Regions from separate parts of the Homo sapiens genome. Here region 1 is linked to region 2. A link is a contact called in ENCODE Hi-C or POLR2A ChIA-PET data. All regions are on one chromosome and are shown on one strand. The core of a region is the stretch at or near the end of the contact, and the rest is flanking DNA. Distances in the headings are between cores, read along the strand shown.

What was found. Hi-C counts contacts between places; a loop is a spot of excess contacts on that map. ChIA-PET counts read pairs that join two places held with the same protein, here RNA polymerase II (POLR2A). Pooled maps may share reads with other maps.
Region 1: a loop to region 2 is called in a pooled map, with 7 times the contacts of the local background. The contact joins two enhancer-like sites. A Hi-C loop is called at or near these places in 1 of 168 maps with a recorded cell type or tissue (IMR-90) and 3 of 50 pooled maps. POLR2A ChIA-PET finds 5 or more read pairs at or near these places in 5 of 52 experiments (A673, AG04449, BJ and 2 more).

What each region holds. Positions count from the first base shown.
Region 1 is chr3:8,457,986-8,462,754 of GRCh38, reverse strand. The region is part of intron 3 of LMCD1-AS1 (LMCD1 antisense RNA 1); the gene reads left to right. Among named protein-coding and RNA genes, the nearest start is that of LMCD1-AS1, 41 kb to the left of the region's middle. Within about 2 kb of position 1,399, at least 2 of the 41 ENCODE cell types and tissues checked have a DNase peak (open chromatin) inside an H3K27ac peak, as active enhancers do.
Region 2 is chr3:8,552,352-8,557,194 of GRCh38, reverse strand. The region is part of intron 4 of LMCD1 (LIM and cysteine rich domains 1); the gene reads right to left. Among named protein-coding and RNA genes, the nearest start is that of LINC00312, 17 kb to the left of the region's middle. Within about 2 kb of position 1,999, at least 11 of the 41 ENCODE cell types and tissues checked have a DNase peak (open chromatin) inside an H3K27ac peak, as active enhancers do.

The DNA of each region.
Region 1 (4,769 bases), core at 150-2,649, 94 kb after region 2:
ACCTTCTCATCTGTAAAATGAGGATGATAATAGCATTTACTTCATAGGGTTCTTGTGATGAATTGAGTGAATTAATGCATGTATAGTGCTTAGGGCATTCGTACAATATAACCTGTGTCTCAGAAAGGAAAAAGAATTTGCCTAGCAATACCTGTTATATAACACCTGCTTCACCTAACTCCTGGATGTGTGGTAAGAATAAAATTCCATCTGACAAACATTTACTGGTTATACAATATGTATATACTCAGTGCTGGGCTGGGTTCTGGAGATTCAGATGAGAAGACCTTCCTTTTAAGGTAAGGAGAAGTGAGGCAAAGACATGGTCAATAAGTAAAACACCCAGGGGTCATGAACAGTGCTACGTCAGAGTGGCCAGCTCGGGACTTTTATATTTTTCTTTGGATGAGGAAACATGTCTGAAATCCCCAAGATTTCTCAGAAGTGTTGATCCTTGAGCTGGATCTTAAAACCTGAAAGGTCTCATCAGATAAGCAATGAGGGAAGGGCATTCTAGGAAGAGAGAACAGCATGTGCACTCACGGAGCCAGAGCTGCCTAGTACATTTGTAAATTTCACATGATGGGATGAAGTGGACATGAATGCCCATCTCTCCCCAGCCTGGGACTCATTCAAGCCATCATTGATTGATTGGCAAACCTAATGATCTTTGCTGAATGATTAGGCCAACCTAATGATCTGGTTTCACTGAAACCTCTCAGCTGGTGACCTGGCTCTCATTTTGTTCAGTGGGATGTTTGAACTGGAGGAGAGGTGGGGAGAAAGAGTTAACTTCAACTGGAGAGCAGTTTTGAGATAAAGGGGCTGGGGGTAGAGATACATTTAACAATTATTAAAGGGAAAGGAACTTTGAAGAAATGTTATAAAAGGCACTTTGAAGGCACATTTGGCTAAGGATGTATAGTACAATTCCCATCCTCAGTCTTCTCCATAGACCTTCAGCAAAATTTTACTTCATTGTCCAAATGCTATAGGGAATAGATTTGTGTGTCTATGTATTTGTGTGTTTGTGTGTGTTAGCATGTGTGTGTTTGGAATAAGGTGATACATTAAATTTGACTGTAATGCAATGGTAACCTGGCCAACAAGGTCCAGGTATCTTTGAGTCACAGGCTAAACAGCTCAGTATTGTTATAATACAGGCAGTGTTAGTATATGAAAATATGGAAGCAGTCAAGACTATTGTGAATGGCTTTGAACATCAAACCAAGAACTTCAACTTGAGCACCCAAAGTTAAAAACTTGACAAGCATACAGAACTAATGTTGTATGGTGGACTAAAGAAGTAGAACTACAGTCCTTTGGTAAAGGTGACTAAGTGTCCTCACATGCCCTCAAGAGGAACTGCCAACACTGGTGTGATTGTGGAATGAGAGAAAAAGGGGGAGAAATTGGTGCAGTTTCAAGATAAATAGTATTGCTTAAAAAAATAGCAACCACAACACAGTCTTGCCATGATATCTCTATGTGGTGTTGCCATGGAAAGAGCTATTTTCATTGGATGTGAGAGCAGGAAGCCATATAAAACAGAGAGAAATGGCCAGAATGCAAGCTTGAAATATCCCTGGGCTGCCACAACTTAGCAGCATTTTCTAAACAGGGCACTTTCTTTGTGTTTAGATGATAGGAATGAGAAAAATGAAAGGTCCCAATGATCTATTCCTTCCATTTTCCCACTGAAAAGAAAGTATGCCTAAAATCCATGGAATGAGGGAGATATTCCAAGTAAATGACAATTTGCTGAATGAAGAATGATCCCTAATGGCGAGTCTGTGACCTCATGCCCATCACCGACTTCCCTTTCCAACGTCCACCACCATCTTTAAATGATGTGCATATCTCATTGCCCTCTTTTTAAATGTATGCATTAAAATTATTTAAACAGTTGTGGTTGACTTTTTAATGGATATTTTAAGGGGCATGTTAAGGGGCTCCAGTGAGATCCAAAAGATTAATGAGGACATACAGATCTTTCCAATAAAAACATGTTTTTAAACATTCATAATATTGGGAAAAAAATAAAGCATAGTCAGAACTTGGAATGAGATGCTGGAGCCACCGTAGGTTTCTGATAAAATGATTAGTGCCCTAGAGAGTGGTGAAGTTTTGGGTTGGAACAGGAATTTGTAGAGTCTTGGGACTCGGAGCTGAGGGCTCCTGTTGAATGCACCAGAAACCAGGGAGGCAAATAATATTTTGTTATCATGATTGGCTCCCCTGTGGCCCTGTGGTCATGACCTTAAAGTTGACACAGTCCCTGAGGCTGAAGAAGGGAAGGGTTGTCCGTTTTAGGCAGCAAAAAGCTAGGGCATTAAGTCTTGTGTTTTCTGAACAACATGTGGGGAAAACAAACCTCAGCATGAGAAGGGAACGTGAAGACGCACCCATTCCAGAGAGAGACACAGATACCAACCAAATGTTAGTTTCCTGCCAGTTTTGAGCGATTGCTCCTAGTAACCTCTTGATTCCTCATATTAATAAACATTGGTTAGAAGGGCAAAGTGCACAGACTAGAACTCGACTGAAAACAATTCGGTTTGGTGTGGGAACGTGGGGTGTGATTATTTTCTCATGGATGATATTTCTTCTTAAATTTTTGCTTGTGACACAAGCCACGTGGGTTTGCTTTTTCTGGATAGCTGCAAGTCAAGGAAAAGGGGTAGAGAAGCCACTTGAATTCCTGGGAAATGTTGTAATGATATCCAATTTAATTTGACACATTTTTATTGAGTACCTACTATGCTCCACAGAAAATGCAAGGCATGATAACATAAAGAGAAGAAGCAAGTAGTCCCTTCTTGAAGAACTCACAGCCTATTGGTACAGATACATCCAGAAATGAGTATGGTTGATGCTAGAATCCTAAAACAATAATGTGAGGTGCCAGGACTGGGCATTTTGTATACATTTGATCTCATTTAGTTCTCAAAGAAATTCTGTGTTAGTACTATCATGATTCTCATTTTTCAGATGAGAAAACTGAGGCTACGAGAGCTAAACATGTTTCCAAGCATCCATAGCTAGTAAGTGTTGGAGCCAAAGTTTGAACATAGGTCTATCTGACTTCAGGGCCTGGGTTATTTCTGTTATACTCTGCCTTGGGCTGAGCTGGGGATCCAGGCAAGCTACAGAAAGAAGGTAACACTGGCCCTGAAGAATGAATGGGATTCATCAGGTAGTCCTTTGGTGTGAGGTTGAGTAAGGACCTGGATTTCTGGTAGATGGAACAGCCAATGCAAGAGTTTGGGGCCTATGCAAGGAATCTGCGGTGGGCCCAGTGTTAGCAAGAAGGGTCCAGAGAAAATTAATTTTTTCAACAAATATTTCACTGCCAGTCACTGGTGAGGCACTGGCCATCTACTGGTGACCAACATAGGACCTGCATCTGCCCTTAAGGGGGCATCCTGAGCCATAAAGTAAATGAGTCTAGGAACATGCCAACAAACCAAGTATATATCACTCAGGAATATGCTGAGAAACCAAATAGTGTCCTGTGAAGCAGATCATGGGGTCAGGCCTCTCTGATAAGGTGATATTTGAGCTGAGATGTGAAGACAGAGGATGAGCCAGCTCTGCAAAGATCACAGAGAAGGGCATTCCAGGTGGGGAGACCAGCAAGGGCAAAGGCCTATGGTGGGGAAACTGGGCCACAGAATACATCCTGATGATACATGGCATGTTTTCTCATATTTGTCATGTGATCACTCCAGGGGGATGTGATGTTTGATGCCTCCTATAGGCTCATTCAAGAGGAACCCTTTTTGGAAATTCTTCTGAAATGAGTGCAGTAGTTGTGGGTTCTGAATTACATGAAAACCACTCACGTGTTCAGTTCAGCTCCTTTTCCAAACAGACGGCCTTCCTGGCATGCTACTTCGGCTGTGCGTCATTACAACGTGCCTGCCGTATTTGTTCTGCTCTGGTCAGGTCCCCACCCCTTCCCATCTGAACAAAACTGCCAATGAGCAAATTGCCACTTTTTAACCAAAGGACACCAATTATGTTTCCCCTTTACTTTCACTGTGGCTATGAAGAATAAAACTTCATTAATCGTCTCCTAAGTGGTCCTTTCCTAAACCTAGGTTGAAGGAAGTTTTTCCTACTGACATCATCTCATGACTGTCAGCTACCATTAATTAGATGTGAATGTCTTTCTCCATCCACCCACCCAGCTCTTGGTTTGGAATGATTCTCGGAAGGCATTTTTGCTGTTTACCAGAGAGAGATGACTAGGAAATGTGTGGATTGCTTGGTTGTGTCCTATCTGCCAAAGAAAAACCAGGCAGGAGCTGTGAGGAAACAATGGAAAATGACAAAGAGCCAAGTCACATCTCTCTTCAGCTTCTCCTCCCTCCCTCACCCTGTGCCTGCTCTGCCTCCAGTTCACCTGCTCCTGAGCTCTGAGAAACCCTCTTCCTGTTTCCCCTGTCCATGGGGGTCATGTGACTCCATGGCTGACCAATCAGCCCCCTCACAGCCCTAGTTCGTGCATCTGAACCAGGCCATTGAGCTACACATCAGGAACTTGGGTTGGAAGTCTGGGGAAGAAAAGTACCCAACAACCCTTAGGGCTGTTGACCTGGGAGGCTGCTGTTGATGACATGGATACCTGAAAATAGTATGTGGATTACTGGATCCTGCTAAACCTGACTCTGGTACAATCCTAGACTTCCCAATTATAGGATTCAATAGGTATCATTTATTCTTCTCTGAAACAAGTTTGAATTTAGTTTCTATTTTCTTCAACT
Region 2 (4,843 bases), core at 750-3,249:
TTGAGTTCTGTTTCCCCACACTGTATAGTCTTCCCAAGGCTCCCTATGGTGCAGAATGGGCAGGGTGGGTAGGCAACGGTTTGGGTCATGTGCTTTGGAACATGGTTCATGCCATGGCTTCATCACTGGTGAAGCTCTTGGAAAAATCATCCAACCCTCTGAACCTCAGTTTTCTCATCTGTAGCACATCGTGGCAGGCCCTGGCTCATACGAAATGCCTTAGCCTGGTGTTGGTGGTCACTACTGTTAACTGACCCCTTCACCTTACATTTCTTCTTGGGGCAGATTATCCATTATGGGGCTCTCTGCCAAGCAAGGCAAAATATTAAACATTTCTAACTGAATCTCCCTCCCTGGTTATGTGATGAAGTGAGGGAGATGGAAAGGCTTCATAAATGCTACACGTGTAAGAGAACATCAGTGTGGGTTGTTCTCAAATCCAGCTCTGACAAGCATGGGCCCAAGGACTGGCTCCTTGCAAAAGGATGCTGCTTGGTCCACAGCTGAGCAGGGACGGAGTCTCAGATGTGTTCATTCCAATTGCAACGGCTTTGCCCGGGGCTTAGAACTGCGTGGGTGCTCCAGAGATGGGAACACCTGTTAATTAGAGTCTGTGTCAGGTTTGGAGTGAGGCAGGTCTGGATCCTAGTTCTGGATTAACTACTCACCATCTAGGTGACTAGACAATTTCCTCAGCTTTGTTTTTTGAAATTTTTGTTTTTGTCTGTAATCCACAGTAGCAAATACATTACACGTCCTGATCCAACACACACACACATACACACACACACTCCTGAAAAAAAAAAGCTTCCTGGAAAAATATTTACTACTCCTGAAACACTCTTCCCTTTTCAGTTAAAAAAAATTCTGGTTGTAGTCCACTAAATTGATGTATTACCCACTGACGGATTGTGACCTGAAGTTTGAAAACACTGTTTAACTTTGCTAAGAGTGTCTTTTAATTCCCTTGTTTGTAAAAAGGAGGATGATATACTTTGTAGGATAATTCTTAGGATTAAGTAAAATAACATGCAAAATATCTGGCACAGTGCCTGGCATAACCTAGGTAGTCAATGAATGGGAGATGACAGCATCATCATCATCGTCATCATTTAGCTCATATTAGCAAAACAAAATTGAGTAAAACCAAAGAGATTAATAAAAAGCTAAAACTATTCTTTATGATTCTTCCAGTTCAGGGGTCAGCAAACTGCATCCATCTGTGGGCCAAATCTAGCCCACCGCCTGTTTATGTAAATACAGTTTGATTGGAACACAGCCAGGGTCATCTGTTTAGATATTGCCTATGGCGGCTTTAGTGCTTCAAGAGCTGTGTTAATTAGTCGTGACAGAGACCATGTGGCCTGAAAAACCTTCAATATTCACTATATGCCCTGTACAGAAAAAGTTTACCAATCCCTGTTTTAATCAATGGAATAATATGCAGCCCACTCAAAAAAAAAAAAAAAAAAAAAAAAGCTCGTTGAAGGCCATGTGGCAACATGGAAAAGTATTTATAGTATAGTATAAAAAGTGGGAGAAAGGGAAGTTTCTTTGGAACAAAAAAAAAGATCTCCCTGAAAGTCACTAAAGTATCTCCACTGCAAAGCAAGAGGCAGGCAGATGCCGAGAAGCTGGTAACCATAGTGATTTTGCGGCTGCCCCCAGGCTCCTGCCCATGGTGCCTGAGCCAGGGGTGGCGGGACTGTGGGGAGCAGGGATTCCTCTGGGTGAATGACCCCAGGCTTGTCTCTGGGCCTCTTACCCTCCTGTCCTCCAGCTCAGATGGGGCTCACTAAGTGGGGAGGAGTGGCAGTTTCAAATTCCCAAGTGGGGCTGGCAGGAAAGCCAGCCAGCCTGCCTGCCGAGCCCACAAGCCAAACATCTGCTTAGACAAAGACTTGGAAGTCCCTTGCCCACAAATATGTCCTTCTATTGGGGCTGGAGTTGGGCTGAGCCGCCAGCTGCTGTAAGTTTCCATCTGAAAAGCAGACCTTTGGCGGGGGGGAGGGAGGGGACGGAGGCCTCCCGTCCCCCTCTCAGCATTCTTGTGGGGAAATGGGGCAGAGGGGTCAGACTGTGCTCCCAGGATCCTGGAGGATGATTTCGGACCATATTCACGCGTTTTTATGACTGTGGGGAACATCTTCACTTCTCTCAATGGGCTGTCCTCCTCTTAAGTTTGCTCTTTTGGGGCAGTCACTTGGCCTGAGGAAGGAGTGGTTGGGGAAGGGGCAAGACGGGGAGGCGCCCGGCAGGAATGGTAAATGCTAAAGAGTAGAGATCACATTAAAGGCTATGCTCTGGCTTTCTTTCCCCTTTCTTCAGTTACAAGTTCGGGGTGTGGAGAAAGGCGGAAATTCCTGGGCAAAATGACCATACCCGGGAAATCTGTGTATTTAATTTCTGAGAAAATATTCAGCGAGCTCTCTAAACGCAAGGCAATGGCTTGGTGGAGCTGCTAAGAGTCAGAACATGAAGATCATTGCCCACCCAGCTCAGGGGCCCATCAGTTCCATCCAGGTGGGGAGCGCAGGGCTTGGAGAGTGCGCGAGGGGCTCCCACCAGCCTGGTGTGAATGGGTCCAGGTTGCTGGAGTCGGCAGCTCCCTGGCCACGGAGATCTCTGATACTCAAAAGGCCCACAAGAACCCACAGTGGGTGGAACTGGGGGTGGACATGGGAATCCTTTCATTGTTCTCAGTACGCAGATAAGAGGCTCCCAAATGCTCAGTGGGCTGAGCTGCAAGCTACCCCATACACGGCTGCCCACCCTGGAGAACCTAAACACTCACATATATATCCCCTGGCATGGTCGGACCCACCCTGCCGAGGCCCCACCCCAACACGGCTTCAGACTTCACTCTGCCGGTGAAGCAGAAGGACTGGGGATTGAACCGAAGCCCCGCTCTCATCAGCACGTGGGGTAACCTCACTGCGCCCCAGGGTCCTCATCTGCGAAATGGGTATCACAACCCCAACCTCTCTCACTGGTTGTTACCAAGAGTTAAAGAGGTTTATTACTTGGGAGGTTGAGGCGGGAGGATGGTTTGAACCCGGGAGTTTGTGGCTGCAGTGAGCTATGATCCTGCCACGGCACTCCAGCCTGGGTGAGAGAGTGAGAGCCGTGTATCTAAAAAAATAAAAATAAAGAGATTGAGACCTTACACAGTGCCTGCTGCAGCCTCACAGTTTCCCCTTTCTTCCCTTGATTCTCAACTTGTCTTCTTTCCTACCCTCCATCCCCGCACAATGGGACATGTGAGGAAAAGAGGGAGACTAAATATTTTTGAATTGTATTGGCCTCACTGATGGAAAAGGGCTCGCTTCTTCAGGGGTGACAGTGGGTGCAGTAGCATCTGGCACTGGGATTTTTCAGGCTTGGTATTGCCCCATGAAGAGGGCAACTCTGACAACTTGGTGGCCGGAGGACCTTCCCATGATATCCTGCCTCTCCTAACCTCAGTGTAATAATAACACTTTCAGAGGACTGCCCTGAGGTAGGCATGGACAGCCACAGCTTTTGGTTCATTTCTGAAGTGGACCGAGGTGCCAAGGCTAATTTTAGGTGGCCCCGTCTCGTCAGTAGGGCCCGTCTGCTGGCCTGGGGTTGGGAAGCTGGGGGTGGGGTCAGATTCTGCTCACTGTGTTCAGATCTGTGTAACTGACAGCCCCGGCCATGCAGGTGGGCTGGGCTCAGACAGCAGTGTGTCCTGCAACCTGGCCACCACTGTTATCTGGGCTCACTCAGAACATGGCCCCTTAGTAGGAATTCCATACAGGCATTTTTGCAATAACGCTTCTCTGGTGTGGACATTTTTTTCCAATGAGGATGGTTAGGTGGGGGGCTGGGTGGGAGAACTTGGCAGGCTGACCCTGCCATTGCTCCAATAGGCCACCTCCCAAGGACTCAGAGGAAGGACGTCCCCCAGCAGGTGGACAAGGTGGGAGGGAGCCGAGGGAGCTCACAGCTGGTGTGTGTGTCGGGGGGTGGGTGTAGGGGAAAGTGGGGCCCTGGCCTCAGATTGCAGAGACTTAGTGTCATCAGGGATGGGGGCCGTCAAGGTAGGTTACAGAGCATAGTGTGGTAGATTCTGCACCTGTGCTTCCAGAGCTCTCCAGGAACAGGGAGGGTTATGCAGTATTCTCAAAGGTGGGCTCGCTTGGGGTAATCCACCCCCTATCCCACATAAATAAATACATACATAACCTTGGGAGGCTGAGGCGGGTGGATCACGAGGTCAGGAGATCGAGACCATCCTGGCTAACACGATGAAACCCCATCTCTACTAAAAATACAAAAAATTAGCCGGGCATGGTGGCAGGTGCCTGTAGTCCCAGCTACTCGGAAGGCTGAGGCAGGAGAATGGCGTGAACCTCGGAGGCGGAGCTTGCAGTGAGCCGAGACTGTGCCACTGCACTCCAGCCCGGGCGACAGAGTGAGACTCCATCTCAAAATACATACATACATAGAGCCAGCAGGCCAAATACATCTGGAAAATGCCCATGTTACCATCTAGACTCTCACTATAGGCCAAATTGGTGATATCATTTCTGTTGAGCTCACATGTAAGGCACTTTTTAACACTGTTAGCAGCGGTCCTCAAAGTGTAGCCCCAGACCAGCATCACCCGAGGACTTGTTAGCAATGCACATGCTAAGGCTCCACCCCACACCTACTGATAAGCTCTGGAAGGGGACCCAGCCTTCTGGAGTTGAACAAGCCTTCCAGGTGATTTCAGTGTAAGGACCACAGCATAGGCCTACTAAAGGCTCTGAGAAGTTCTGCTGTAAAGAAACTCACGTAGTTTCATGTTCACTCTAACGTCTCCTGAGCCAGCCAC